Linked DNA regions of Homo sapiens: region 1 is linked to region 2. The links are chromatin loops, found by intact Hi-C in ENCODE. Cell type or tissue: GM12878. All regions are shown on one strand. Links, peaks and the distances in the headings refer to the core of each region. The heading gives the core; the rest is flanking DNA.

The links. A loop is a pair of places that touch in the nucleus more often than their neighbours do. Peaks named below come from ENCODE experiments on the same cell type or tissue, not always from the same donor. Only the 100,000 strongest peaks of a DNase experiment are listed, where the experiment ranks them.
Region 1: it touches region 2 in a loop (3-fold over the local background); 15 of 110 quality-filtered maps call a loop at or near these places.

Annotation. Positions count from the first base shown.
Region 1 is chr9:1,935,580-1,948,284 of GRCh38, forward strand. All of the region lies in intron 2 of LOC105375951 (a long non-coding RNA gene), which reads left to right. Among named protein-coding and RNA genes, the nearest start is that of SMARCA2, 73 kb to the right of the region's middle. In GM12878, for the core only: CTCF peaks have their summits at 4,704 (motif pointing left) and 6,612; DNase peaks (open chromatin) are centred at 2,654, 2,912, 3,332, 4,642 and 1 weaker place; H3K4me3 peaks cover 2,413 bases; H3K27ac peaks cover 3,042 bases.
Region 2 is chr9:2,049,049-2,061,753 of GRCh38, forward strand. SMARCA2 (SWI/SNF related BAF chromatin remodeling complex subunit ATPase 2) reads left to right here. Exons shown (of 34, transcript NM_003070.5): 6 at 5,549-5,675; 7 at 7,624-7,797; 8 at 9,243-9,416; 9 at 11,768-11,938. Among named protein-coding and RNA genes, the nearest start is that of SMARCA2, 40 kb to the left of the region's middle. In GM12878, for the core only: no CTCF peak of the experiment used is centred there; DNase peaks (open chromatin) are centred at 5,043 and 6,443; H3K4me3 peaks cover 516 bases; H3K27ac peaks cover 3,121 bases.

The DNA.
Region 1 (12,705 bases), core at 1,659-9,658, 110 kb before region 2:
TCTCTGTATTTCCTGAATTTAAATGTTGGCCTGCCTTGCTAGGTTGGGGAAGTTCTCCTGGATAATATCCTGCAGAGTGTTTTCCAACTTGGTTCCATTCTCCCCGTCACTTTCAGGTACACCAATCAGACGTAGATTTGGTCTTTTCACATAGTCCTATATTTCTTGGAGGCTTTGTTCATTTCTTTTTATTCTTTTTTCTCTAAACTTCTCTTCTCGCTTCATTTCATTCATTTGATCTTCAATCACTGATACCCTTTCTTCCAGGTGATCGCATCAGCTACTGAATCTTGTGCATTCATCATGTAGTTCTCGTGCTACGGTTTTCAGCTCCATCAGGTCATTTAAGGACTTCTCTACATTGGTTATTCTAGTTAGCCATTCATCTAATCTTTTTTCAAGGTTTTTAACTTCTTTGCGATGGGTTCAAACTTCCTCCTTTAGCTAGGAGAAGTTTGATTGCCTGAAGCCTTCTTCTCTCAGTTCGTCAAAGTCATTCTCCGTCCAGCTTTGTTCCATCGCTGCTGAGGAGCTGCGTTCCTTTGGAGGAAGACAGGCACTCTGATTTTTAGAATTTTCAGCTTTTCTGCTCTGTTTTTTCCCCATCTTTGTGGTTTTATCTACCATTGGTCTTTGATGATGGTGACGTACAGATGGGGTTTTGGTGTGGATGTCCTTTTTGTTTGTTAGTTTTCCTTCTAACAGTCAGGACCCTCAGCTGCAGGTTTGTTGGAGTTTGCTGGAGGTCCATTCCAGACACTTTTTGCCTGGGTATCAGCAGCGGAGGCTGCAGAACAGCGAACATTGCTGAACAGCAAATGTTGCTGCCTGATTGTTCCTCTGGAAGTTTTGTCTCAGAGGGGTACCCCTCTGTGTGAGGTGTCAGTCTGACCCTACTAGGGGGTGCCTCCCAGTTAGGCTACTCGGGGGTCAGGGACCCACTTGAGGAGGCAATCTGTCCATTCTCAGATCTCAAACTCTGTGCTGGGAGGACCACTATGCTCTTCAAAGCTGTCAGACAGGGACATTTAAGTCTGCAGAGGTTTCTGCTGCCTTTTGTTTGGCTATGCCCTGCCCCCAGAGGTGGAGTCTACAGAGGCAAGCAGGCCTCCTTGAGCTGCAGTGGGCTCCACCCAGTTCAAGCTTCCAGGCCGCTTTGTTTACCTACTCAAGCAAGCCTCAGCAATGGCAGGCGTCCCTCCCCCAGCCTGGCTGCTGCCTTGCATGAACTTACAATTTTTGAAAAGTATTATGCTTGGTCATGGACCACAGAACAATAGAAGAGAGCTATAATTACACTATATATTTTATATATATATATATACTATATACTATATATACTTTATATATATATACTATATAATATATATACACTATATATATTATATACTATATATGGTGTATATATAGTATATATAGTGTATATATATAGTGTATATATAGTGTATATATATTATTTATTGTATATATAGTATATAGTATATAGTATTATATATATATAATATATAATACTATTTATACTATATATAATATATACTATATATACTATATATAATATAGTATATATTTATAATTATAATATAAATATATATAACAAATATTACATATATTTATAATATATAATTATTGTATATTTAATTATATATAATAAATATAATATTAAATATTATTATATAAGTATATAATATATAATATATATACTATATATACTATACATAGTATTATATACTATATATTATATACTATATATGGTATATACTATATATACTATATATGGTATATACTATATATAGTATATACCATATATAGTATATATAGTATATAATATATAGTATATACTATATATATTATATATAGTATATATACTATATATTTTACTATATATATACTATATATTATACTATATATATGTACTATATATATTATATAGTGTAGGCATTAAGGATTGAAGGAAATTGGATAAGGGAGGGACCTCTGAAGGCTATGGAGCTAACATGTTGCCAAAAGAGATAGAAACTGCAATGAAAATCAAAAAATATGATGTACAAGCATGATGGTTAACCTTATGTATCCACTTGACTGGGCCATGTGGTGCCCAGATATTTGGCTAAACTTTATTCTGAGTGTGTCCATGATGCCGTTTCTGCATGAGATTAACATTTGAATCAATAGGCTGAAAAAACAGATTGCCCTCCCCAATTTGGATGGATCTCATCCCATCCGTTGAAGGCCTGAATGGAACAAAAGCTGAGTAGAAAAGAATTCTGTCTCTGCCTGACTGTCTTTGGACGGAGGACGTTGGTCTTCTTCCACCTTTGAAATTGGACTTGGACCAGAACTATATATCATTTCTCCTGGATCTCCAGCTTGCCAACTGCAGATCTTGGGACTGCTAAGCTTCCATAATCATGTGATCCATTTTCTCATACTAAATCTCTTTCCCCCTCCCCTTGTCAATCATCATCTATCTTCTGTTGGTTCCATTTCTCTTGAAAATCCTGACTAATACAACAGGGTGCAACAAAACTTTTAGCACATTAAACTTGTTCCTAGCTCCAGTGAGCTAGCAACAGGAATAGAGAAGAAAGATAGATCCCCATTCCTGAAGTCACACATGGGCCACTGAGGGAGAGGGAAGAAGACAACCCATGATGATGGCATGTGAAAGTGCTGTGGTAGAAGAACACATGCACAGAGTGCTGAGGGACACAGGCAGAGGCCATTACCTCCACTGGAGGCAAGGGAGGTCTCCAGGGGACAGGGAAGTGTGTGTCTCAGAAGACTTCTCAGAAAGGGAGTGTGTAGGAGTGTGTGGGGTGGACTTCAAGGAAGGTGTTTTGGTTTTGTTTGTCTTGTTTTTGTTGGAGAGACTTGCTTGTGTTTAAAGGCTAAGGAGAAAATACCAATAGAGTAGCAGATATTGAACGTACACAGGAAGGCAAGATAATGAGTGAAAAGAGAAGACAGGAGGAAAAGAAACTCAGAGCCCACGGGAAGCCCATGGGAAGAGCTTAGCCTTCATTCAGAATGAGAAGTGGTGACAAGCCACTTGGACACTGACCTCAGAGATAAAGGGGCCCTCCAGGTTCCCTAGATTATCAATCTTAGAGCCATCATGTGGAAAGCAAGAGGCATATAATATGATAACATGTCCAGGGAGTAAAGACTGTGAATGTGTCATCAGAGTTCCCTATGCTACATTTCACATGAATCTGATCATGACCTACAGAAACTCTCCAAACAGCAGGACCCAGGTGAGGCCCCTCCCCACCCCCACCCCGGGGATCCACCTTGCCTCCTTTCCTCTCTGCTCATTCCTGTAATGTATTTCTGTCCACTATCTGCTTGGTGTCTGACTGTCTCTGTTCCCCTTTCTCACATACAGTTCACTCACTTTGAAGTCTCACAAACCCAGTGTGCTTCCTTTTATCATCACTTTATGTGGATCTGTTTGTCAAGCATTTGTTGTCACTATTCTGAGTAGTACAGTCCATTCTGGCCCCTGAATGCTGAGCACAGCCTCCTGAGATCTCCACCTCCCTAAATGCAAGTCCACGAATGCCTGGGGCCTGGTGTCTTTGGAAGTCACAAGGTGGACATAGGGGTTCCTGCTGGCCCTTGAACGGTTCCATGCAGTTTCTCTGCCTGGATCCAGAGGCAACTGGGAACGTAAGGAGGGTGACAAAGGGATTCAACATATTCCAGCAATACACAGTTTCAGGTTGGGGTGATTTGCTTTGTGTGATTTGTAATAAATGCAATAAGAGCATCATTTATTTCCAACTCTCTAGTAGGATTATTAACTTTTTCTTCCAAAGATAAACTTGATTACATTACTTATTTATACTATGTACATTGCATTAGGAGTAAAAAATGCATCAAGGAAAGAAATCATATACAGATTTTTTAAATTAATGTTTTCTCATCCACTGCTAATAACAGCTTAGATTATTAAAAAGAAAGAATCTTAAATATGCAACTCACCTTCAGGTCTTGATACTGCTTGTTTTCTTTTACACATTTTGCAAAACTTGACAATCTAGAAATATCATCTGTACTCACTTTCAATTCCTCATTTTTATACCAGAGCTGAGCTTTTGTGTTGGGATCTATGACATATCAGGACCGGCAGCATGATATAGGGGAAAAAATGGAAGCTTTGAAGCTGCATATATTTTAGTTTAAAATCCAAGTAAGCCTTTTACTAGCTGAGGATGGTAGTATCTAATTAGAAAGCAATTTTAATCATGGTTTTTAAATTTTCTACATAGAGATGGCAAATAAATGTAGTGGATAGTTATTGTGAACTAGGCACTACGCTAAACACTTCACTTTGTTATCACATTTAATCTTGACAACAGTTCTATAAAATAGGCCTTATTATTTTCTCCATTTTACAGATAAGCCAATTGAGACTTAAATGAGCTAACCTGCTCAAGGACATTCGATGAATAAGTTAGGGGTCAAACCTATGTGTTTGACTCTAAAGACTCCCTTCACCATTGTCGTATACTGCCTCCCATATAGATCACCTCCAATCCCAGTCGCAGCATCTACAAGGTAGGTGTCATCTCCAACTTAAGACGAAGAAACTCATGTGAGAAAAAATCTTGCCTCCCCAGCTGCCCTCATTTTCTCTTCTGCTGGCAGGTGTGCAGCCCTGGCCCCATCAGTCCTTTGAAGGATGCTGCCCTCTATGGGTAGACCGGTAGGAGAGGCCGTGCCATTCAATTCAATTCAATTGATGCCTTCTTTGTTTCTCCAGTCTTTAAAGCGGACTTACCAATAACGACAGCATGTTTCCATGTTCTTTTACCTTTCTCAAAGTGCTATACGTATATTATCTCATTCAAACCTCCTAACAACCTTGATGAAAATGAAATTCAGGGAGTTAAAGAGACAGGCACAAGGCAACAGAGTAGTTCTCATTAGTGCAAAGGGAATTTGATTGCAAACTCACCATGTTTGTGTTAGTTATAACATTTAGTTATGATTTCTCCCTGAGTGCTTAAATGCAACATGAATGTAATAAGCACTGAGTGCTCAATTATATGATCGTAACACCCCCCCCAGCTTTGAAGCCTCTTGGGGAAGTCCGTCACTTTTGGAATAAAGAATAAACTCTCGGCCGGGCGCGGTGGCTCACGCCTGTGATCCCAGCACTTTGGGAGGCCGAGGCGGGCGGATCACGAGGTCAGGAGATCGAGACCATCCTGGCTAAAACGGTGAAACCCCGTCTCTACTAAAAAATACAAAAAATTAGCCGGGCGTGGTGGCGGGCGCCTGTAGTCCCAGCTACTTGGGAGGCTGAGGCAGGAGAATGGCGTGAACCCGGGAGGCGGAGCTTGCAGGGAGCCGAGATCCCGCCACTGCACTCCAGCCTGGGCGACAGAGCCAGACTCCGTCTCAGAAAAAAAAAAAAAAAAAAAAAAAAAAAAAAAAAAGAAGAATAAACTCTCGCATGACATACATGGGCCTCACTGTCTATCCCCCTCCCAACCTTTCCAGCCTCATCCTCCACTGCCGCCCTAGCCATATACCTTCTCCACTCAAGCCGTGTTACAGCAGCTGCTCTGACGGAATTTCAGAATATGCTTCATCCCTTCATCCATCCAGGCTTGTCCTCTGCCCCATTCAGTGCATGGAAAACACTGACCACTCTTTAGACACCCATCACATTTATCACCCTCGCTGCCCCAAACTTTTATCCCCCCAAAAATGATTGTTCAACACTCTGTAAATACACGCCATACTACATCATAATTGTTTGCTACATATTGTTCTTCCTGCTAGAATACGTCTTCTTCAAGAGCAGCAACCATCCCATTCATGTAATGCCCATCACATAGCTATATGTATCTAGCACATAGGAGGTAGCTGCAAATGAGTTTTTTGTATTGCTTTTTAGCTAAATGTGTTGTGTTTGCTATGTGCCAGGACATTGATCAATATCCTTTGCCTCTCATAACACACTCAATCCTCACAACAACCCTGTGAAGTGTGTTCTGTCAACTTTCTGACTCATTCTACAAATGAGAAAACTAGGCACAAGTGAGAAAATTTTCCCCCAGGTAATCCAGCTAGTAAGTGGCGGAGGCAAAACTTAGACCAGAGGCCAGGGCACGAGGGCTGGTGCTGTTAGGAACTCTGCTATGAGGACCCTATTTGTTGGTTAAAGGTGTGTCAAATGAATGAACTAGTTGCCCAAAGCTCCCACAATGTTAGAAGCTTGCTATACCTAGAGTCTGATCCTATACCTATAAGGAAGGAGATAAGGAAAAATTAATAGTAAGAGAGCCTTGATTCTCAGTTCTACCAGAAGCAAAAACTGCAATCATTTTCTTCCCCTACAAAGAGTATTGCTACAGTGTCACATTGTCTTTTAAAAAGGTCTCAGGAATAATAAATTCTGACCATATCATATCTTCATCATAGTTTGTGACATCCATTGCTTTTCCTTGCCATCCCTTCAAAGACCGTGTATGAATCTAGTAAAAAGTATAATTAGATGTAGAACCCCTGGTTGGCTTTTCTTTTTTCTTGGTGACACTGAAGGTGGCATTTAGGGTGGAAAAGGAGGAATTGGAAAGCGCATTCCCTCTGGCATCCTTAGGGAGGTGGGCAAGTACCATAATTCAGATAATTTCTTTTAAGTGCCTCCTGATGTAAAAAGAAGGATAGGAATTATTTTCTCTTTCTTGAATGCACAATGAATAATGTATCTTTGGGTCAATTCTCCAAATGAGCTACGTGCCATTGCAGAGCAAAACTGGAGAGTGAATTACAATGAATTTTCTTTCCTTTTCCAAGTCCTTGAGAGTACCTTATTGCATTCTTTATCCAAGTCAATATATATATTGGGGACCCCAAACATGGTGTTATTGTCTATGGCAAAAATAAATTTGGGCCTTCCTCAAGGAACTTCTAATATATCAGAGACAGTCATGTAATCCACAGACTATAACACAATGTATACTTAAATTATTAATAAAACAGATATGAAAGCAAAGTGCTAGAATAGCTCATGGGGAGAATTTCCCATAGAAAAATAGGAAATTCTTCATGGAGGGGGAATCCTTTCAGCATTCCATGATTGAAAGAAAAATGAGGCTGGATGCGGTGGCTCACGCCTGTAATCCCAACACTTTGGGAGGCCAAGGTGGGTGGATCCCCTGAGGTCAGAAGTTTGAGACCAGCCTGACTAATATGGCGAAACCCCATCTCTATTAAAAATACAAAAATTCGCCGGCCGTGGTGGTGGGCGCCTGTGATTCCCAGCTACTTGGAAGGCTGAGGCAGGAGGATAGCTTGAACCCAGGAGATGGAAGTTGCAGTGAGAAGAGATAGCGCCACTGCACTCCACCCTAGGTAACGGAGCAAGACTCTGTCTCAAAAAAAAAAAAAAAAAAAAAAAATGAGCTCACTGAGCTCATTAACTCTTATAAGCTTTTATCAAATTGTTTAGAACCTGACATAATCACACAATTTCACAGAGGAGCATACTATTGGAGGAAATAGAAATTTAGAAAGAGATAATAGAAGGTATAACGATGATAAACAACATTTAATAAATGCCTACAAAATACCAAATGCTTTAAATATTTAATTTAATTTAATCCATATAAGAATCTTGCAAGGCTGGTGTTATTGGTGCATTGCACACTTGAAGAAACCAGAGCTCAACGATGTTAAGTAATTTGCCCAGTTCACAAAGTTCCTAATTGCCAATGCCAGGATTTGGAGCTAGGTCTATTTTTTACAACCTTGGCTTTTCCTATTTCACTATGCTACCTTAAAAAAAGTATATAAAAGGCAAGTAAGTGCTTGATGTCATTCTTCCTGAAGGACATGAAAGGAATGTGCAAACAGCACGGTCATTTTCTATAGTAAAATCTTTTAATTATGACCCAAATCACAGCACTGCGGTGCTAAGCTGATTGTGAGCTCACCTGAAGTCAAAGCACTTCCCAGCAAGTTCAGTGGCAACACTCGGCTCCTTTTCTATTAGCAAATAGAGAACCCTAGGAAGGTATGTTTTATCCAACTTAGACCAAAATGTTATGGAGTGAAACATTTATAAGGTTGCCAGTGGGAGGTGAAAGAAAAGAAAAGGGTAGAGTTTGCAACTTAGTATCTCTAAAACTTCATTTAGGGACCTACTATTATTACCGTTCTGGAAATAAAGTACCTGTACGGCCCTTTTAAGGACTGTTTTAGACAATATTCACAGGGAGCATAAAAGCCCTGAATGAACAAGTTGACAGAATTGTGTGGCTGGGAGCATCCGTCTAATTTGATGAGTTTAGAACCAATTCTGCAGCCCAAATGAAGAGTCTGTGTCTCAGATGATACTCATGATTCACTAATGGGTTGCTTTTCATAAGTAACGAGATGACTCACATCATTTGTTTCCCAAGGTAGGCGATGTTTTCTGTCATTACTTTTAATGATTTATTTACCCTTCACCATTTTTAATCATTGAACGCTGTCAATTCATTGGAATCCTCTGGACCAAAATATTATAAGTTTATCTTCTTTTAAAGCTTAGAATAAAATCAGGCAATTGCTTCACAGAACTTCAGTTTACTGCCTTGCTTATTCTTTTGTGTCACATCAGATATACATGTATATATAAAATATATGTAATATATATGTATATATATAATATATATGTATATATAATATATATGTATGTATATATATTATATATATGTATATATAATATATATGTATGTATATATATTATATATGTATATATAATATATATGTATGTATATTATATATGTGTATATAATATATATATAATATATATGTATATATATAATATATATGTGTATATATATAATATATATATATACACACACACACATATGATATAGGAAAATTCAGAAATTAGAATTGAGCAAATGCTGCCCCGGTTCTGCCTGCAACCCTATTTTCCATGATAGATGGTAGAGAAGAGTATACTTGAAGATTCCAAGTAAAAATATCTACCAGAACTTTGAAGAGGAAGACACAAGAATAGAAAAAGGAAATATATCCTGGGACAAGGTATGCATATGGAAAAGCCAATTAAATACTTTGTTTTAATTAATTTAAGTGTCCTTTAACTCACTCTTGATAATATATCCCATCTTGGATTGATTTCTCTGTAAGAACACGACATCCAACCTCATCATGTCTTGGGGTAAAAAAAAATTCACCAAGACCATGGAATTCATTCATCCACTTCAACATTTACCGAGAACCTATTATTGCTACTCTGTGCTCATCACTATACTTCCAGTTTTGAGTGATGAAAATAGAGAATTAGCAAGGGTCATAAAACAACTTATTCCCCAAGGCTTACAGTTAATCTATTGATTATGCATATTTGTCACCCATAGGGGTATAATTTCTGGTTCTCTCTGGAATAGATAATTTGCACATTTGAAAGGTTTTTAAGTGCGCTTTCAGTCCTGAAGCAGTAAGTGTATCTCATAAGTCTAGTTAAGAAATAAAGGCATGCTAAGTCATACTCCTCAAAATATTAATACATAACTGAAGAATATTTGGCTTACTGTGTTGTCTTGTTAAGGAAAATGGAAGAGATGGTGACTTACCATGACAAGGTAAATATCAAAAGATCAATGCTAGAATTTTAATGAAAATCATTTAAGCTTGCCCCATGGGAAGTTTAGCTGATCAATTCTGAGTACTAGGCTTATACTTCAGAGGCATGTTAATGGTTAAGCAATTTTGTTCATTTATAAAAGGAGTGGGGGTGTGGAGAATAGGAACCCAGTGATTGGCAGAGTACTTACAAGTCTGCAAGACACAGGAAAATTGCAAAGATAATGTAGTAGTTTTCATGGAGCATTGCCCTGTTACTATAGTTTCATCTCAGCAAAGGGCACTATCAGCACCAAACAAGTGTGATATACAGCTCCTCAGTCAAAATGGGAGCAAAACCAGACCTGCTAAGGAGGAAGACACCATGGCAGAAGCGCTGGTCAGGCTAAAGGCCAACTATGCCTATGAAATCTGGGACAAATAGTAAATACCAGCAATTTGAGGTTGGCTCAAAAATGAAGGGACAGGTATGAAGCAGGAATGCATGAGATATTCTTTGAAGCAAGATGGTATGACTGTCTTTTCCTCCCAGGTTTTATTCAGCATTTCCATGTCCCTTCTGATCAGACCTCTGACAGTGGGTGAGGCCAAAAGCCAGACAGACACTGGGCCACTATTTCCTATGTAAGGAGACTACTAGGTACAGAGTACAGTATTTTGAATTTAGGGGTAAAGTGGGCCAAGAGCTCTGCAAAGATGACTCTTGATGTGAAATAATGACCACTACATTCTCTTGGGAGCAGCTGGTGTGAACCAGCACCCCTGAGCAACCAGGACCTGAGAGAATGATGTGTTTATTTATGTGAAGCTGGGTGCTGATGCTCATCATTTTCATAATTACTTTATTTCTCATCTCCCCCATTTCCATGGGCCAAACATAAAGTGTGCAGGAAAGCAACTACCTATATGTGCTTCTATTTACTCAAGTTTACAGCTATCGTACAGTACTGATTAATCCTCCCTTCTCCATGACACTGAGGCAGTAGCATTCTAATGCCATCTTTATTATTGTTCGCCAGATCGCATACTACTGCATACAGAAATAGGGTAAATCACGGAACTAGTGTTTGAGGTCCATAAAATGCAAGGTTATGAATATTTCATTACTATACATTTTATTTCCCTGTCTATTCTGCATCTCCCAAAATGTTGTTTGTTTACTTATTGGCTCACTGTTCACCAGAAATACTTAATTCTTAATACAAAGTGTGGACTGGATCACCAACCCCTGCTTTGTGGCCTGAGCTACATTTGAAAGTAATGATGGACTTTTTTCTCTCTCTTTTTAATCATCCCTTCAATCCACAAATACTTGACTGCCAGGTTACTTCACTAACAGGAGTTTCAGCTTCTTCGTCATAATTGTATTGATTTGCAAGCCCCGCAAATCAATTCCCAAACATTTCTCCTGTGAACTATGGCTACGTATTTAAATTTTTCTCAACGCCCCATTGTATCCGTCTTTGGCTGAAGTAAGCAGTTAGACTTTTGCTGCAGATCTTGGCAATGAAAGACACATTGTGCAAGTGCAATTAGCTTCACTCCCTGCACTGTACAAATGATTTGTATGAATCAGCTGGTCCCGCGAAAGATGCAGCCATTATCACCTGCTTCTGAGTTTTCCTTTAACCACAAAATTTATATTAGTAAATAGCCAGGGGGATTCAATCTCAGCAAAATCAGAGTCTGAATCCCCAGCATTAAGGTGCTAACTTCTCTCCTGCTATAGGGTATAGTAGATATTAATACAACTCTTTGGTACAGACTGCAAAATATATAAAATGTCATAATTATATCTGCAATTCAGCAATGAAACAATTTTCCTCCTTTCTTCACTGTCATCAGCATAATAGCAGCCTATGGGATTTGTATTTTCTGGCTGTGAGCCCTTTTATGGGCTGTAGAAAAAAATACAAGCAGGTTAGTTTCACAGCTCTGAGAAGGCCTCATGACAGAAATATTGCTTTTAATGTTATTGTCTCTTTCTAGCTTGTAACCCACTCTCTTTAGGTAGAGAGGCTTCTGTGCTGATGCAGCACCACTTATGTTTTTCTGATAAACCTCTGTGTTCCCTTCCTGGCTTCCCCCACCCATCTGGACAGAGAAATAATTAACCAGCTTTCAGGATCATGCTATGTTATCTATAGATAAAGGGGAAACATGAAATGGGAGGGGGTTAGTCAGAGGGGAATGAAGTCAGGAGGAAGCATGTCTCTGAGGTTTCTCTTGGAGACATAAAAGAACATAAGAAAGATGCATTCTGAGTGAATCTTCACATCCCGTTTATTTTGCTAGCCAAGACAAATATCACAGCTCATATCTAACATTTGAAAAGCAGGGCCAAAGAAAATGATGGATTAATAAGTCCAAGGACAGAATAATAGAAGGAAAATATATTATAGAGAATGATGCCCCTGTCAATCTGAAAGGGGCGGGGAAAAAGCTGAAATGGAAGTGGAAAAAAAATGTACCATAGCAACCTTAAATAGAAACACCCTCCCGTAGTTATGCTAAACATTAACTAACATTACTCAAGACCCCTATGGTACTATTGCTTCAGAAACAGGTATCTTCAGACCATTTGCGATTCCTTTTGTTATAACCTACACTATGGGCATTGTGAGTTGAACAACAGGCTAAATGTTCCCTCCATAATTATTGGTAATAATATTCCATGCACATTTCTATCCCCCATCATCATCTGTGATGAGGCTAATCCAGTACTTTCTGCATGAACTGTTATAATACCCAAAGCAGCAGGACGGAGTATTATCAAGCGTGGGTTTACCGATGGAAACCTAATGTAACAGAGTTCGTTTCCAGAAAATAGGTAGGGATGGAATTTGTCAGCATCAGCCATAGAGACAGACACCTGTAACATGCTCCCAGGCGACTCACTCAAGTGACCATTTCTCATAATGGTTTCTTGTCAGTCACAGGAAGCATTCTAAATACATTTCTATAAAACGAAGAAAATACTCTTTAGTCAAGAGGCAGGTCTTTAATGAGAGGTGAGGTGATCAGAATTCTGCTGTCATCTCAGCCACAGACACTTAGCAATGTTCCACTGACCACTCTGTGGCTCAGTTTCAT
Region 2 (12,705 bases), core at 583-8,582:
CTGTACAAGCTCCCTAGTTAAAACATTTTTTTTTTCCATTTGAATTACCAGTACCTTTGTTAAACTATGTGAACTACCCTTAGAAGAGAGATGCTTTCTATAGCTAGAAATTTTTACATATGTCTAGACTTCTTTCCCTTATTCAGCCTGGTATGTGTGTGTGCACAAGTGTGTTTTAACTTTTTATTTTGCTAACTCCTAAATGTTCTTAATCATTTTTTCTGGAATTTTCATTGCAGGACTTTCTTGTAATAAGTTTATTTTAGGAACTTTTTTGGAGATTACCTTAGTGGATGGTCTTCCAAAGTGCACAGTATTAAGTAGTACTATTTGGCCTATTCCAATGTGTAAAAAGCTTTTGTTCTGCCCTCCTATGTCAATAAAAAATGCTGTCAGTATCTTTTAAATTACATGCATTACAAAATGTGGAGAATGGCAATTTTTCATAGTATTATTATTGCTTTATAAATGCCTACTCTTTTGTAAAGCCATGTGGCTTTTGAAACGACTGATCTGGACAACCCTGAATCCAGAAAGGTCATGGGTCCTTTGGTCTGAATTTTCTCATGGCCACCTGGAGAAGAAGCACAGTTTGGTGGTGACAGCATTATGGGGCATGTTTTGTATTCTTTGGTTACAGAGCAATAGCTCTCTTCTGCCTATTTGAAGGTAAGTTGTTCAACTGCAGAGATTAAATTTATCCCTTAAAAGGGTTAAATGAAGTCCCTTAGGCACTTGCAAAAGACAACAAATGAACCATTTTTTTTCTTCTTTTGACCCTTTGTGACAGAATGGCTTACCAGCCTTTAGCATTGATAACTGTTAGGATCCAGTTCATCTTTATCATCCGATCAAAGATTAGAGAGGGGTCTAAAAAACCTCTTTTACAATTTGATAAACTTAGTTTCAGCAAAAATCATCTGTCAGAAATTCTTGAACAGATGTTAATTTCTTTGGGTCTTGTAATATCATTTACCTTGTCTATGAAATTTGACAGGAAGTTTTCAGCATCTTAAATTTTTTTAACGTTTAAGTCAGTTGGCTGCTTTTCCTTGTTCATCATAAAATCAGAACGTTGACAAATTGACCTTCTTTTTCATTCATAGCATAAATAAATGTCTGCCTATGAGCACTTTGCTGCAGCTCTGTACAAGCTCTCTAGTTCAAACATTTTTCCCACTTAAATTGGATCCTTTCTTTTTGACCATCTTTCTCTTATAATGGAACTTTATTACTTCCATAGTAAGTGTCAGAGAGATGTTTCCCTGTACTGCTTTTTTTTTTTCTTTTTTTTCTTTTTGGCACACTTTTGATGCCTTCTCATTGTGCCTAACTTCGCTTTCTTCTATTTAGAGTTAGATGTCTGATCAAAAGTACCTCAGGAATCATCACATTGGCATGTAAACTAATTCCACACATGTTTGCCTGGAAGATGTATTTCACACTTGAAGGGGTTTATTTGGGAAGAACATGTCTGAATTATATCAGCCCTCTTCGGAATAAAGTCAGACTTTAGTATGAAAAGAGCGGTATATCCTCTTTGTGTCAGGAAGCAGGCATAGGCTGCTTACCTGTGATTTTTTTTTTTTTTTGACCTGCCCTTGTCGCCATTGCAATCCTGAAAATTCCTTCTCAAAAATTACCAGTAGCTGCTTTACCAGCAGAGTTACAAAAAGTCACACACGCTCTCTTTTTAAAGTGTCACTCAGCTCCTTGAAGGAACAAAATGTACCAGTGTCATTTTCTGTTCAGATAACTCTCCTACAGGAATCATAAACTTCTCCTCTGGACCTGAACAAGTATCTGTTGCATTTAATGCAACTCTTTTTCTTGCCAGAACAGTAACCCCTCGTGATTTACTGTTCAATCTGTATGAAAAACCTGTGTGACCTAATTCTGCATCAATTTTCTGTACTCGTGAGGACGCTAAATGAGTCCCCTGCAGTTATGCAGTATTACATCTTGTTGTTGTTTGGGGAAGTTTAGAATCCTGAATCTCTTTATCGGACTACCTGCTGAATCTCACTGATGGGGAGATGAAATTGTCTGGAGAGGAACATTATTTAAAATGAAGATTTCTATTAACAACAACAACATCAACAAAGATATAATCTTCTGTGTTAAAGAAGCCCCTCCTGTACCTTTGCTTCTTCCCCACCATGTGCTGAATCAAATGCATATAATTTTACTATGGAGTCTACCTTTCCTCTTCTCCTAGAGTTTGCGCTTTGTACTTCTTGCCTCCCTTCCAGAAAAGGGATTCTTTTGTGCCAGGGAATCAGATTCACTGACAAATAACTGGGCTCCTTGGAGAAGGAGTCATTTCAGGGAGAGGTGCACCCCCCTCGCTCCCACTCTCTCTCTCCAGTGCCTAAGTCACACAGTGCCCCATCTCCCCGGGGTTCCCACCCCCCATCTCCTCATTTCCGCTCCACTTCCCTGCTTCCCACCTCCCAGTTCAATGTGATGTAATCTCTACCCTATCACCCCAGTTATCTGACGATTACTTATTTAGTCCTAGTTCCATGGTTGTTTGGAAGATTAAGTAGGAATTCCTCTAATTTGGCATCTGACCCACTTTGTCAAAGAGAGTAAATCAGAATACCAAGGGATAGTTTGAGTTCTAGGATATTCAAATAAGAAAGATCTGCAAGGAATCTAGAACCAAGGATGCGGAATAACCAAATCATTGGCCATGGGCTCACGCCACTATAATACTTAATTTTCCTTTGGTATGGCCTTAACCTGTGAAAGTAAAGTTGTCTCAGTTTTATTTTTTCCCTTTAAATTATATATTTCAAAAAAAATCAATAGTGGATTTTTTTCTTTACATCTTAATTGTTAAGATGCATCATCTGTTGCTGTATCCAGAGATTTGGGGCTACATAGATGTTGTAGAAAATGAGTAAATGAAGTAGATGTCTGTTTCATATAGTGAAAATTAAAAACCACGGTAATAATCTCACGAGTATCACTAGTACAAGGAATGTGGAAGAAAGTTGGGAGAATTTGAACAATTTTGCCAAAAGAGTAAAATGATGAGTTTATTATTGTTGCATGAAATACAAAACTTTCAGTCTTTTGAATGATTAAACCACTTAAAAATGCTATTGTTTGTGTTGGTATGCATAGTTAATAGCACGGGCCAGGCATGGTGGCTCATGCCTGTAATCCCAGCACTTCGGGAGGCCGATGCCTGCGGATCACCTGAGGTCAGGAGTTTGAGACCAGCCTGGCCAACATGGCAAAACCCCGTCTCTACTAAAAATACAAAAATTAGCTGGGCGTGGTGGCACGTGCCTATAGCCCCAGCTACATGGGAGGCTGAGAGGCAGGAGAATCGCTTGAACCTGGGAGGCGGAGGTTGCAGTGAGCAGAGATAGTGCCACTGCACTCCAGCCTGGCCGACAGAGCGAGACTCCATCTCAAACAAACAAAGAAAAAACAATAACGACAGCACGGTAGCAGTGATAATATTAACACATTATGATGACAAATCATTTAATAAATTAGAACGAATAACGTGCGTATAGCAAATAAAACAAGAATCAGTCTTAGATACTATTTTTAGTGAAGTCCCTGAAAAATAGTTTTCCTTACCACCATTTTTAAATTTTTAAAAATGATGACATTTTATTTCCCTTCCAAACTAAGCAACTGTAGGTTTTTTAAAAAATCACTCATTTTGATATTTGGGCTATATGAAGTATTAGATCTTCTACAGCATTTAGGTCCAGGAGGTTTCACTTTTTCACGTTAATGAAAATGATGGCTGTCGTCATCAGCATCTTGGCAAGGAAGACAAATGGTCTGGTTGCCTTAGGACAGAACCAGAAGTTAGAAAGAAAAAAGTCTGTCCTCCCAGCTCTGTACTCTGGCAACATCATCATGTTTGGAAAAAACTGTAATATTCATTTTTTAAGACAATTTCGACTTTTATTTTAGATTGAGGGGATTCATGAATAGGTTTCTTAACATGGGTATGTTGCATGATGCTGAGGTTTGGGGTGCAGTTGATCCCATCATTCAGCTAATGAGCATAGTACCTAAAAGTTTTTCATCCCTTCCTGCGCTCCCTCCCTCCCCCGTCTAGTAGTCCCCAGTGTGTATTGTTGCCATCTTTATGTCCATGAATACCCAGTGTTTAGCTGCCACTTAAAAGTGAGAACATGCGGTATTTGGTTTTCTGTTCCGGCATTAATTTGCTTAGGATAATGGCCTCCAGCTGCATCCATGTTGCTGCAAAGGACATGATTTGGTTCTTTTTTATGGCTGTGCATAATTTTTAACAGAATTCTTAATTTTCAGCTTTTATAGTTGAGGTCCAGGAAGGTTCTCGGAAAGTGTATCTTAATTATCTATCATTTTATTGCAGTGGTTTTGGTATCAGGCAAATTGAGGTTCCAATCTTGGCCCCCTTCTTTACTAGCTCTGTGGTATCTCCAGGTGTCTTCAGTTTTCCTCATCAGCAAAATGGGACCATTATAACTTTTACCTTACAGAGGCGTGTCTGTGTGTGTAAGAGAGAGACAATTAAATAACATTGTACATTAAAGGCACTTAGTGCTGTTAATATTAGCCTACTTTAACTTATTACTTATTATTATTCTTTCTTTGTTGAAATCTAGTTCAGTACAGTTTGCCTCAGATTTAGGGGATGTAGTTCTAAAAATAGTCTTAAATGGCATATAATTATTTTGTCAGAATAGGATTCAGGTGAACTCTAAAACCAGCAGTTTATATATCTAACAGTAATAGTATCCCAAGTGAATGGCTAAAGTCAGAGGTCTTTTATTTTCTACTCTGCCTTTATTATGAAGAAGTACATGCAGTTATATTTTTGATGGTGTGTAAAACGAGAATCCTCAACATCCTTTTCTAGAAACTCTTGGTTTTTGAGTACTATTTACTGCTGGCCCTGATTTTTTTAAAACAGCCTCATTTGTATTTTCTTTTCTCAAGCAAGCTCTGCTCACAGAGGAAGTGGTTGTGGCTGGCAGAGCGCTTTCTGAATGTTTAGGGTTGGCTGATTTCTGTGGCATCAGCACCTAAAACTGTTCTTGCTCACTGCGCTTTAATGGCTGTCGTCATCAGCATCTTGGCAAAGAAGACAAATGGTCTGGTTGCCTTAGGACAGAACTAGAAGTTCGGAAGAAAAAAGTCTGTGCTCTCAGCTCTGCATTCTGTCTGGCTGGGAGTTAGAAAGCTTGTCAATTGGTTCTGTCTCTTATATTCTCTCTCTGCTAAGAGTGAGCAAGGACATTTGACTTCCCCACTAGATGCAGGGTGAACCTTCTTTCCCTAGTGTTAGATAGAGGTTATGGAGGAAGCCACATTGTTAAGTAACATATACCTGTCTGCATTAATGCAAAGGTAGCTTTTCTCTGCTTAACATCAAAAATTCTAGTTGGGTGTTAGAGATCAACTATCAGTATCTGGAATATGTTTTGCCCCGGACTTAAACCTAATGTCATTGTTTATCATTTAAGATTAAATTGTAATGTGTTTTTCCCCTGCCCCCTTTTCCCCATTTTATTGTTTCCTTTAGACTTCAGGCCCGCATAGCTCATAGGATACAAGAACTGGAAAATCTGCCTGGCTCTTTGCCACCAGATTTAAGAACCAAAGCAACCGTGGAACTAAAAGCACTTCGGTTACTCAATTTCCAGCGTCAGGTAATACATTTTCCCCAGTGAATCTGAGATGTAGGAAATAAATGTAATTGTTCCTAAAGTGTTATCTGTGTTGCCTTTAGTCTATTCAATATTGTTACAAAGATATAAAGATATAAATATAGTAAAATAGTGAATCTTTTAGACCAACAGCTTACAACTAAAAATGATGAAGATGAACTGCTTATTATTCTGGTTTTCTCTTCTGTATATGGGAAAGAGTTTTTCCTCCTGTACTATGGGTTACAAAGTCAGAGTTATGGCGTTTTGTTACCATGGATGAAAAACCTTGGGAACAAGTGGGGTAGCTCATGTTTGCTTTTATGACTCCAAGGAAAAACCAGAAGGTAGTGGATTGGAGCTTCTTTGTAAGCACAGATGTAAAGTGCTTGCCACGACTGTGAAAATAATTTTAACAAATATGGTAGCCACGCTACTGAATTAGTGGTTCATCATTTATAGAAATACATAAAGCAATGTCTTATAGCTTATTTATTCACCGATGTCTAAGTTTGGAGTGTTTGATCACATCAGGCTCATGTATTGACTAATCAGTAAATTATCTGCTCTTGTAGTTTACAGCAGTTATTAAAAGCCAGTATAATGACCTATTTTCTGATTTCTAAATTAGTAAGAGACAAGTGGAATGAGTTAGAGCTAATTTTCACTTTGGCGAGTTTTGCCTTGTGGACTGAAAAGGTTCAAGTTTGCTAGTCCGCAGATTGCCTCACTAACCCAAAGGGGATAAGGAACGTTTCATTGTTAGTCAGATGGGTTTGTTTTGTTAAAGTCTGGAACATGCGAAATGAATAATTAATGAGTCAAAGTAGTTTGGAAGTATTGACTTGGTTTGTTGGAGGATGTGACTAAAATCACAGGCCACTCCAGTTGCTATTGTGGTAGGAATTTGGGTGTATATTTGCCTTACCGGCTATAATCTCACAGATGGACATTAGTGGTGGGTAGGTGCTACTTGGCTCTTGGTTTGTGAGAGTAGATTTCAGCTTAAATTTTAAAAAGAAAAGGGAAAATTCTCTGAGTTCTGTTTACTTCTTTCTTATTGGTGACCTCATAAGATGAATTAATAAAGTGCTGGATAAAATCTTACTAAATGAATATTAACCAAGTATATTTTCCGGAATATGTTTATGTTCAAATTAGCGTTGCCATGACGGACTCTTATTGATTTCTGATTTTTGTTTGATATTATTTTAAAAATCTGTTATTTATGAAGCTTCCTAATTAAATTAACTGTAACTAATGATATTTCAGATGCAGTGGAATGATTATTTAATGTGTATTCTCCAGTCCCTACCCCCTACCACCACATAACATGCAATACAGATAAAAGTATTACATTTGTGATCTGAAATAAGTTCATGATATAATATAAAATGTAGATCTCTTGGAAAGAAGATCATTATTGGAGTGGGAAGAAGCCAAAACTCATATTTCCCATCCTTTGTATGAGACTATGAATTAACGTTGTTTGAGTACCTGCTGCTACCACACGTGAAAGTAATTCTTTTATTCTTTTTTTGGAGCATCATTAAAATTAATCTTTAAACACAAAGAGAATGTTAACATGACACTTAAAACAAAGCGGAAAATTTAAAAAGCTTATTTAGCTAATTGGTATCATTAGAATAATTAGAGAAAATGAAGTTATTTAAAAGGCAAGACAACATCTTTTCTTTCTTTTACTGTTACAGTACTATAATTGCTTTTGATTTGAATTATTTGGGGAGAAAAATCTTGTACCGTTCTTGAAAATATTGCATACATTTGGCATGATTTTAGTTCCTTCATTTAATACAAACCAAAGGTGATTGAGAAGCTTGTGGAGATTCCCCGCCCCACTCTATTCCATTAAATGCAACCGCGAGAAGGCCAGAGTTCAGGAACCTAGCTTCTGTTAGGGAAGGCTGTCTAACTGCTCTCTTCTTGACAGCTGAGACAGGAGGTGGTGGCCTGCATGCGCAGGGACACGACCCTGGAGACGGCTCTCAACTCCAAAGCATACAAACGGAGCAAGCGCCAGACTCTGAGAGAAGCTCGCATGACCGAGAAGCTGGAGAAGCAGCAGAAGATTGAGCAGGAGAGGAAACGCCGTCAGAAACACCAGGTTCTTAGACCCTGGGCTTTGCTCACCCTCACTTTGGCAGAGCTGTCCAATGAATTCATCAAATGGGGTCAGAATGACTGAAAAATGGACCCTTGTGGGTGGTGGGGACATCACAGAACAGAACGGTTCCTTGACATGTACATAATCCAACCACATCATTTTATAGACAAAGACGCTTAAGCCAGGACGTATAAATGACTGCCCAAGGTCATACAATTGCTTAGCAGCACAATGAGGTTTAGTATTGTCTTAGTTTGTCTGGGCTGCTATAAAAAAATAGCACAAACTGGGTGGTTGATGAGCAACAGAAGTTTATTTTTCACCGTTCTGGAGGCTGGAAGCCTGAGATCAGGGTACTAGCATGGCTGGGCTCTGGTGAGGGTCTTCTTCTGGGTTGCAAACTGTTAACTTCTCCTTGTTTTCTTACGTGGTGGAAGCAGGCCAAGAAAGCTCTCCGGGCTTCCTTTATAAGGGCACTAATCCCATTCGTAAGGGCTCTACCCTCATGACCTTATCACCTCCCGAAGACCCCACCTCCTAATACCATTACATTGGGAGTTAGCATTTCAATATATAAATTTTGGGAGGACACAAACATTCAGTCCATAACAGGTGTCATGTTCATAATCCCATGGGAAGTTTTTGAATGGGTGGGCATAGGTGGATTTCCTAGAGCAAAATTCTGGGAGCAGGAACTTGGAAAAGGAAAGTAGAAAGCAAAAAGTTATTTTCATAACAAATATAATAGTGTCCTGGCTTCTCTGAAGGGCCTAGTTGAATGTTTCACAGAGGCAAATATTAAAAACATTCCTTTCTGGGGGTTTGGAAATATTTTGATGTAGGATTTGATTTCCTGTCATAGTCCTGTAAATTGTATTTGTTTTCCTGTGCTTAATTTAGTGCTTAGCTTAGTTTCCTTTTGAAAAAATGTTGGATTTTAGTGTAAATAGAGTATATATTTAAAAAGTGGATACAAATTCTGCATGGCAATTTTAACTTTGTATAAACTTATTTTGTGTCATACTCTAGGGTAGTTAGAGCAGAAAAACATTACTTTTGTGACATACTTTTTGCTGGAAATACTCATGTTCCTCAGGTTTATTTTGGAGTGAATGAGTGGTTTGCTTTACATTTTATCATTGCCATTTTGTAGGTCTCTTTCAGTCTTCGATCTTTCCATTCTCATGTGGCCACACCCTCAAGGCTAAGGAGGCTTCTCTTGCTAAAGCTTACAACAAAAGGAACCCGAAGAGGCTATCTTTCCCACCAGCCCCATGGCCCACACCTTAACTGCAGAGACACCAGGGCACCTATCCCCAAACAGATTCTAGTCTTCCTATGCTGTTAAACACACACTGAGAGTTTTCTTGGACAACACTGATAGCTCAGAGGACACTGGTCATTGGATTTTAAGTATCCTTTTCTTCCCTTTTTGGATCTTCTAGGAATACCTGAACAGTATTTTGCAACATGCAAAAGATTTTAAGGAATATCATCGGTCTGTGGCCGGAAAGATCCAGAAGCTCTCCAAAGCAGTGGCAACTTGGCATGCCAACACTGAAAGAGAGCAGAAGAAGGAGACAGAGCGGATTGAAAAGGAGAGAATGCGGCGACTGATGGTAAGGAACTCCCTGCAGGAGCCCAGGAAACTACTCAACCCACGTCCGTCTGCAATGAGACCATTAAATATGGTGGTAGTAGAAGGAAAAAATGAAAACTGCTTATCAAAAATTTTAGTAAATTTCTTTGAACCTTAGGGAGATGAAGTAAAAACTTTTTCTCTTTCCTGGAGAATGCATGCCAAAAATCTAGGGGGATGACTGATGCGTATAGTATTTCTGTGTCCTGGGGTGGCATTGCGCGGTACACATTACAGCTTCTCTCATAAAAGCAGGTACTGTATTTTGCATGAGTTTGATAACCAGATCTGGAAGGATGGCAAATGCAGTTCTTTTAAAAATATGGCCTCTTTGAGATGAATGACCACGTTTTTTGGAATGAATAACACATTAAGTCGTGTCTTCAAATCTAAGAAGGTCTGTGTTTTGAAGCCTCTGGTGCTTATCTTTCTTTTTTAATGGCAGAAATTATTCTCTAACAGTGTAATAAGTGATTTTTAAGTTGATTTTGAAATGTTGCCTTTTTTGTGATAGCCTTGTTATGGTCAAAGGCTATTCATGGATTATTACATTTGCACTGTTATTTTTTAATGGGCATATAAGCACAGAAGAGATAGGTTTATATCATTGGCCTGAGTATTTGTTTTTATTGACCATTTATTTTTGGAATTGGACCTCAGAGCACACTGTGGATTTTAGAAAAGCGTGTGTGTGTGTGATGTTATAATTATAGGAGACCTGCAGATTCTATCTAGGACGTAATGCCTGCATAGATGAAGATAAGGTCATTAGTCTCAGACCATAATTATGTTCCTGGAAAATTCTAAGTGACACTGTCTTCCTGGCTGGTATTACAGTTTGCATTTTTTTCATTTTTTGGATTCCAGAGAGTAAACACCATGTTTTAAAAGCCTCTGTGTGCAGGTACTACTACATCTTACTACCCTATCCTGCCTCCCTCTCCATACCAGGGAGAGAGGACTGTCCGAGAGGTTTCTGACTAGACCGTTTTTGTAGTAATTTGATCACTAAGCAGTCAAATTTGTCTGACTCAACTGAAGTGAAACTATATTAGAACTTCAGTAACAGATTGGTTTGACACTAATGATTAGGCATTTGCAAATCATTAATTTTTGCAATTAAGTGATGGAATATACAGATAATAGAGAAACTGAAGTTTTTTATCACTCTTTCTTCAAGTGAGTTCAACCATAACCGAAAGCAATTAGAGTTATAATAGCATTTGAGGCTCTTGCTCATCCACAGGGCAGACGGCAGCTAGACTGAGTGATGAAGCTGCTGTCACTCAGGCAGATGCTAGAGTGACACCCCTGGACAAAAGATCCCAAGTTTTTGTTTTTGTTTTTGCAATGGAGTTGCCTCTTAAAGATTTTGCAGCTTGCTCCTTTTATCGTGGCATTACATGATAAAAATAATTTGGAGTGTCCTTTTATTGGGATACACAAAGAGATTTCTCTCAAAATGGCTTAGAGTACATCAGAGTTTTATTCTGTTTAACCTCATCATGTTGCTTAATGGGAGGTGGAGGTGGGAATTACTGTATCTATTTTATTGCTCAGCAGTACCAGACTTCAGGTGCTAAGTGACTTGTCTCCAGTCACCTGGGCCCATTACTCAGTGCAGATCTGTGGCCAAAAAAAAAAAAAAAAAAAAAAAAAAAAAAAATCCCCCAAATTTGATCTTTCCTGTTAACCACAAAGTTTGTAATGCCAAAAAGAAAGACTTTTTAAAATATAAGACATTATTTGTTAAAAGCCCATTTGATTCCTTGCCTTTAGTAGTACTTTTTGAAATATTTATGAATGAAAGGATATTATGTCTGGAATTTGCTTCAAGACAATTCAGTTTGGGTTTAGAAGAAGAGTAGCAATGAAACAGGAGTCATCACAAGTGAATTTTTGTTGTTTGGGGTTGGTTATAGGAGAAATTAAACTATTCTCTCTGCTTTTGATTATATTTGAAAATGTCTAAAATATAGAGTTAAAGATAAAGTTTAGATCATGAATTGTCAAATTCTAAAATCTTTTTGTACAGTTAAAGCAACACAGAAAACAAAGAGCTTGGCTCAGAGTGCTTAATCACACCACACGTACAGTGTGGCTTTGTGCCCGGACTTTGCTGTAAACTCCAGTGTCCTGGGATGTAGGCGTCACACTTCTGTGTGTTTGTCCCACTTCAGACTCTGTGCAATGGCTTGAACAGCCCAACTCATCCAGTTTGCTACACTCCTACCAGTCAAAATGCAGACTGTCAAGGGGAGGACAGAGTGGAGAGTGGAGTTGTCTGCACGCTTATATTATGCTCTCATCCTGCTCTTCTTTCCTTAATAGGCTGAAGATGAGGAGGGTTATAGAAAACTGATTGATCAAAAGAAAGACAGGCGTTTAGCTTACCTTTTGCAGCAGACCGATGAGTATGTAGCCAATCTGACCAATCTGGTTTGGGAGCACAAGCAAGCCCAGGCAGCCAAAGAGAAGAAGAAGAGGAGGAGGAGGAAGAAGGTGCGTATCCTAGTGGTGGTGGCTGAGTCCAGGGTGTATGGGCAGGGATAAGTTTTTAAGGCGAGTATTGCTCTTTAAGTACTACTTCTTACACTGGTGGAAGGTTTAGATGATTGAATTGTGAAAATTGCATAAATGGGTATGGCATGGAAGTGTTGATTAGGTACACTAGACAACTATTGGAGGTAAGGGCATAATAATGGGATATACTAAACTAAAACAATGTTGTTCATAAATCATTGTTTAATAGAAGATTTTAAATTAAGTACATACAGTCAATTGGGAAAGGAAAAACAGACACAAATAAGTGTTCGCTTAAGTTTAATGCTAGGGTGGCAGGGGATTACTCAATTAAGAATGAAATTTAAGAAGAAAATGCAGTGTACAGGTTGGAAGAAGCCAGAGGAAGATATAAGCAATAGTTACTTGGACAGATGGCAGTGCCAAAGCTGTTCATTCAGTTCTGCTGTCCCTGTGTCGCAGTGAGGTGAGTGTGCACATTGGGGTTTTAGGTAATTACATAAAAAAAGAGTCCTATGTGAAATATCTCCTAATTATCATGAGAAATGAAGGGTAAGATTTAGAATCTCTGCAGCTATTATATCTCAATTCAAGAGTAACCTGCTGAGGATAGGCCTGTGAATATGATCCTCTTTGAAGCTTAAGTCATCCAGTCGTCTAGTTAGTGGTTGATACTGTGTGTTCATGATAAATTCTGTTTAGGCCAGGTACAAACATCAACTGGAAGTCAGAATTGTAAAGGTTGA